Linked DNA regions of Homo sapiens: region 2 is linked to region 1. A link is a contact called in ENCODE POLR2A ChIA-PET data. All regions are on one chromosome and are shown on one strand. Each heading gives the region's core, a stretch centred on a gene start or an enhancer-like site at or near the end of the contact. The rest is flanking DNA. Distances are from core to core; before and after follow the strand shown.

Evidence for each region. ChIA-PET counts read pairs that join two places held with the same protein, here RNA polymerase II (POLR2A).
Region 2: POLR2A ChIA-PET joins it to region 1 with 20 read pairs in OCI-LY7. The contact joins two enhancer-like sites. POLR2A ChIA-PET finds 5 or more read pairs at or near these places in 2 of 52 experiments (OCI-LY7 and SK-N-SH).

What each region holds. Positions count from the first base shown.
Region 1 is chr21:34,864,211-34,866,910 of GRCh38, reverse strand. The region is part of intron 5 of RUNX1 (RUNX family transcription factor 1); the gene reads left to right. All of the region lies in intron 1 of RUNX1-AS1 (RUNX1 antisense RNA 1), which reads right to left. Among named protein-coding and RNA genes, the nearest start is that of RUNX1-AS1, 29 kb to the right of the region's middle. RefSeq lists enhancers at 652-931, 972-1,141, 412-1,611. Within about 2 kb of position 1,255, at least 17 of the 41 ENCODE cell types and tissues checked have a DNase peak (open chromatin) inside an H3K27ac peak, as active enhancers do.
Region 2 is chr21:35,162,200-35,165,268 of GRCh38, reverse strand. No RefSeq gene overlaps it. Among named protein-coding and RNA genes, the nearest start is that of RUNX1, 110 kb to the right of the region's middle. Within about 2 kb of position 1,753, at least 2 of the 41 ENCODE cell types and tissues checked have a DNase peak (open chromatin) inside an H3K27ac peak, as active enhancers do.

The DNA.
Region 1 (2,700 bases), core at 6-2,505:
CTATATTCTAAGGACCTGATTTTCAGTCTGACTTTTGAGGGTAGTCCTGGTGCCAGTAGCTTAGGCCTCAAGTCTGCATTTTGCATGTGTGATGTGAGTGCGATTGGATCAAGCAATCTGCAAATACAGGCACTTTGCACACAAGTATATACAGTACGCCGACATCTTAATTCAATTCAGCATGGAGAATCAGGAAATTATGTGCAAGTTGAAGGATTTGTATCCCGTCCAGAAATCCCCAAATAAATTAATTATACAACTCCACTGTCAAAAATAGTGGCAAATGTTTGGGTAAGGAAATGGAAGAGGAGCATAAGCATGAATTTTGGCTGTTAGGTTGTTCCAGTGGAAAAGTGAGAAATCAAAATTAAAAATACTTCATAAAAAATACTCCAAATGCAGACTACTCCTGGAATCCGAGGGTACGTTAATTTTTATACTTAGTTATCCGCAATTAAAATTAGACCCAAAGCCATCTATTGTAAAAGGAGAAATCTCCCTGCAACCTTTCAGGATCTTGTGGGATTTCCTGAATTTGCAAAGAGCAGAACCTGAGCCTTCACTGACTCTCTTGGTTTTTAAAAGCTGCGATGTTTTTCTTTTATTTTTCCTTTCTCACTCTTTGGGCGTTTCAAGACTCTGGGCACAACTGGCTTTCCTGCAGACAAACACAAGAGTGAAAAATGTTGCGATTGTGTTTCCTAAGGACTCTGAGCCCCCAGGGCAGACGGCTCCTTTGTGTCTGCAGCCTTCCTTTGCGTGACAAAGGGCAAGTTTCACATCCCCTGAAACTGTCCCCAAAAGAAGAAGATGACTCATGCTTACAGACCTACACTAAGGAGAGTGACAGGAACAGAGTCTGCTGCAGAGCCAACTCAGGTAGACCGGGGATACCTGCAAACTAGACCTGAGGAGGCCGAGTCACAACAGGAGTCGGGGCTCGCCCGTCAGACACGGGGTGTTATAGGAGGATTCTGCTCTGATGTGGCCTGGATGCACTTTTAAATATGTTCTTCACACCTAGGCAAGAAATGACCCCGAGCTGCATGTCTTTTTGCTTTGTAATCTCCTTGCCACCCTCAGCTCTTTGGGGAGCAGTGTGCACATTTGAAGCAATCCTGAGGTTTAGCCACTTCCCAGATGTGGTGAGGAAGTGGAGAGTGCGCTGGGCCATGCGGAACTGCAGGTTCCAGCCGTGGCTTTATTTGACCACAATTGGCTGTCAGAGTTCACCAGCCCCAGGGCCGCCAACGTCAAGACTAATCAAGCCTAGACCTGGGGCCTCCCCGCTGACTGGCCCTGGGGAGTGTGTCATGGCAGCGAGTGTCCAGGAAGACTCACCCCTTGACCTTCTTCCCAACTAAATAAAGCAGTTAGTATTTTGCCCTGGCATTTGGATGGACACACTGGCGTCGAGGGAGACAACACATGTTGCAGTGAGGAGCACTGGCCTGGCTTGTTTACATAGCATATCAGCCACTCACAGTTGTGCCTTACAAAGGTCGCCAGCTGGCGGGGCAGGAGTGAACTTGAACTTGAAGTTCAAGTTGCGTTTAGGCCTGGTAGCAGCCCCATCACCTGCTGAACACACACACACACACACACACACACACACACACACACACACACACGCACAAAACCCCTCCTCATGTCAGACGTCAGTGCCTACTTCATCCCCAGCTCCTTCTTACGGGATCTGTCACAGCTCTGGTCTTTGTGGAATCACCTTTATCATGTCTTTAATGATCATTCCACTGACATTTACTGAGACCTTTCCCTGTGCTCTGCTTGTATATTCAGCATTCCATTTAACCTGCAGAACAATGCTACGAGATGGAATGACTGTTATTAACCCCCTTTTACAGATGACAAAGCTGAGGCCCCAGAGAGGTCAAGTAACTTGCCTGAGGTCACACAGCTAGCAAGTGGCAGAGCGAGGTTTTGAACCTAAGTAGGTTGCCTTGAGAGTCCACACTGAATGAATCACCACTGTGTTTCCACCTTCATGGGATTTTATATGGAATTCTTCTCTCTCACTGCTTCCAAGCCTACATCAAGACAAACCTCATCTGCCCTGTTGTTTTTTGTTCTCACCTTCTTATTCAGTATGAGTGTCGTTTGGTGCTTCTAATGGTCTTCTAATGGTCCTCCTGGAACCCAAGCCCTGGCTGGAACTGATGCTGCTGTGGTGGTCAGGGTTCAGTGAGCAGGAGGAAGGACTTGGTGTTTACCCCTTGTTTACCCCTTTCCTTGGCTTCCTTCCATGCAGGCCACCCTGTGACCCCGTGGTGGCCCCCTCTGGAACCAAGAGCTGCCGACTTCCAGCAGCACACACAGGATCAGTGCTGGGGCCATCTGTGCACTGACCAAAGCCTCTGCTGGCCTCACCAGACCAAGGCCAGTGAGTGCTTCAGGGAGCCTTGGATCCTCCAGGCTGCCAACAGAAACACCGGCCCTCTCGGCAGCAGCCCCATCCTTCCACCCCTGCACTGGGTCCTGAAAAGCCCATTTTGGGGCCGTTGCTATTTAGCCAACCTGCCCTCCCTTGCTCTCCTGTGATTTCTCACTATTCCGGCTGCAGCTCGCTGGGAGAAACACTTGAGAGTCTTTTGTGCTCCACACCCATGTACTTAAAATACCAGGCCTATAGGTCATTTCAATGAGGGAATTTGGCTCATAACACGTGTGCCCCGAGGCACA
Region 2 (3,069 bases), core at 504-3,003, 300 kb before region 1:
ATAAGCCAGGCACAGACAGACAAATACCACATGATCTCACTCATATGTGGAATCTGAAAAAGTCAAACTCGTAGAAGCACAGAGTGGAATGGTGGTTTCCAGAGGCTGGGGATGAGGGTTGGGAAACATGATGGTCAAAGGATACAAAATTTCTGTTAGACAGCAGGAATCAGTTCTGGAGATCTATTGTGCAGCATGGTGACTCTAGTCAATAACAGTATGTTTTATACATAAAAATTGCTGAAAGTGTAAATACCAAGTGTTCTCACTACCAAAAAATATGATAAGTAGGGTGATGCATATGTTAATTAGCTTGATTTAGCCATTCCACAAGGGATACATGTATCAAAGCATCATGATGTTCACAAATATATACGTTTATTGCTCGATTATTAATAAATAAATAGAATGAGTCACTAGAAGATTCAGACTCCCTCTGACCTCTCTACATAGCCTTTTATCCACCCATCTTCCAACCACCTGAGTGACCCTGGGTAAGTCACTAAAAACATATAAGGAATATTTTCATATACACTCATTTTTTTTTCAACTCAGATGAAATTCAAAAATAATCTTGATCATTTTAAAAGTGAACATTTCAATGGCACTTAGTACATTCACGATGTTGTACAACCACTACCTCTATCTACTTGCAAAACAGTTGCATCACCTGAAAGGAACTCTGTGGCCATGAAAAATCACTCCTTATTCCCTCTCCCGCAGCCTATGGCAACCACCAATCTACTCTCTGTTCCTGTGGATTTTCCTATTCTAGATATTTCATATAAATAGAATCATGCAGTATGTGGTCTTTTGCATCTGGCTTCTTTTGCTGGGTGTAATGTTTTTGAGGTACGTCCACGTTGTAGCATGTATCCAAATTTCATTCCTTTTTAGGGCTGAATAATACACCATTGTCTGTATATACCACATTTTCTTTATCCATTCATCTATTATTGGGCGTTCGGGTTGTTTTCATCTCTTGTCTCTTGTGAATAATGCTGCTGTGAACATAGGAGTACCTGTATTTGTTTGAGCATCTGTCTTTAATTCTTTTCAGTATGTAGGTAGGAGTGGAATTTCTGGGTCGTATGGTAGCTTTAACTCTTGGAAGAACCATCAAACTGTTTTCCACTGTGGCTGTACCACTTTGCATTCCACCAGCAATGTATATACCCTACCTTGTTTTGCCATGACTCCACCCTGATGAGGTTGGGTTACTTTATAAAGAAGGATCCTGAGACTCAAGGATGTAAAACCATTTGGCCAACTCAGTTTGTCAAGTGTCAAAGTTTGATTCCACATCTTTGACTACAGATCCCATTCCTTTCCATTGTATACACTTCTCCAGTCTTCAGCTTCATCCTTTGGAGAGAGAAAGCAGAGATCTATGAGGAATAAGCTTATCCAAATGCTGTCTAAGAATTCTGATAAAATCCCAGTGCAGGGCCCCAGGTGCTGAATACTGTGTTCACATAAGTATATATGTTTACTTTGCAGACTCAGCATCTGCAATCATACCTAGCCCCTAGTAAATCCTCAGAAAATATTTGTTGAATGAATGAGACTTATGCATTTATCTGAAAGCCTTTCATGTCTCTGGTAGTTAGCAAACCATATGCTGCCTTTTCCTTAAGATCTTTCTTTGCAAATGTGGCACATTCAGAAAAATATAGGACTGGATCGACCAGATGTGATGTGACTAACAATGGTAGAATGTCTCTCTCACACTCTAAATTGAAAATATGTTGTAATCAGATGTGTCAGTAGTCTACCTCAAATACAGTGGCAACGTGCCTTTCTCCGTTTCACTTAATATCATCTGATTATTTAATCTACAGACATACATCACTGATGTATTTTAATTAGCATGTTTGCTATGTATTTATAAATCAGTTTTCACCTTCTAAGACTTGGATGTTTTGCTGTCAAGAAGTCACTAGTACTAACCCCAAATAATGAATATGTTTTATAGTTAACAAAATTTTTCCCAGATCAATAAGGTTAATAAGTGATACTGTCACTTGGGCATGTTAATAAATTTTTTAAAAAATAGGCTGAGCCAGCTGAAAAGCTACAACTGGAAATAGATTATAGCATTTTGCCCCAGGCTTTGGCAGCAATTGAAACAAAGTATTTTGAAACACAGCAAATTGGCATTTCTCTGACTTCCAATGTTCAGTCTCTCCAAGCGGGACACCTGGTTCAACTACACAAAACAGCTATTCAGAATTAGAGTCTGGGCTTTTGTTATGCAAAAGGTAAATGAGGGTAGCATGAACTTTTCCAGGAAAAGCTGTTTTTACTTTTTACCCTAGGGAGACCTCTCTTCAGAAAGAAAGAAAAGAAAAAAAAAAGAAAACTGGTACTGACAGGAGATCAGAAGTTATGAGGATGGGTGGGTTCGAAATTTACTTTATAAAAGAAAACTTCATGCGATGCTGTAAAATGTTTCCACTGTAAATGAATTAAATTGAACCCCAAACCTACCCTGCTTGGGAACACTAGGTTCCCGTGGGACACTCTGAAGAGCTTTCACCAGGCTCACCTCTCCCCAACTCTCAGACTACAGAGACTTGCTTCTATTTGAGTTGCATTTATGTTGTAATAGAAATAGTTTGACCAACACTGTGGTTGGCTTGCTAAAAGAGGATCTATGCCCTATATGATAACATGTCTGTGACCCTGTACGTGTACTCTCATGCGTGCGTGTGCTTTGCGTGATACAGTCCAAACAAGGTTGGAAATTGCACTTGAATCTAGTGTTTGAGGTTGGTCATGCTACCCAACCCATGAATGGGAAAACCCAAAGTCCAGAGTGAAGGAGAATGCAGTGAAGGTTCTTTGACCAAAGCAGGCTCATCCAAGATGCCTGGCATTTGGTCCTATGACTTGTAACCCTTTGGATCCAATGGCCTTCCTATGCTGTGTTGGGTGGGTGTTAGGCAAATGTAAGGCCAAACAGCTTCAAAATCGAATTGAAGAGTCCTTGTTGGATGAGTATTAAGAGAGTCAGGGATCACCTGTCATTGCACCCCAGGATCAGCATCTTAGGGAGCCAGGCCCCAG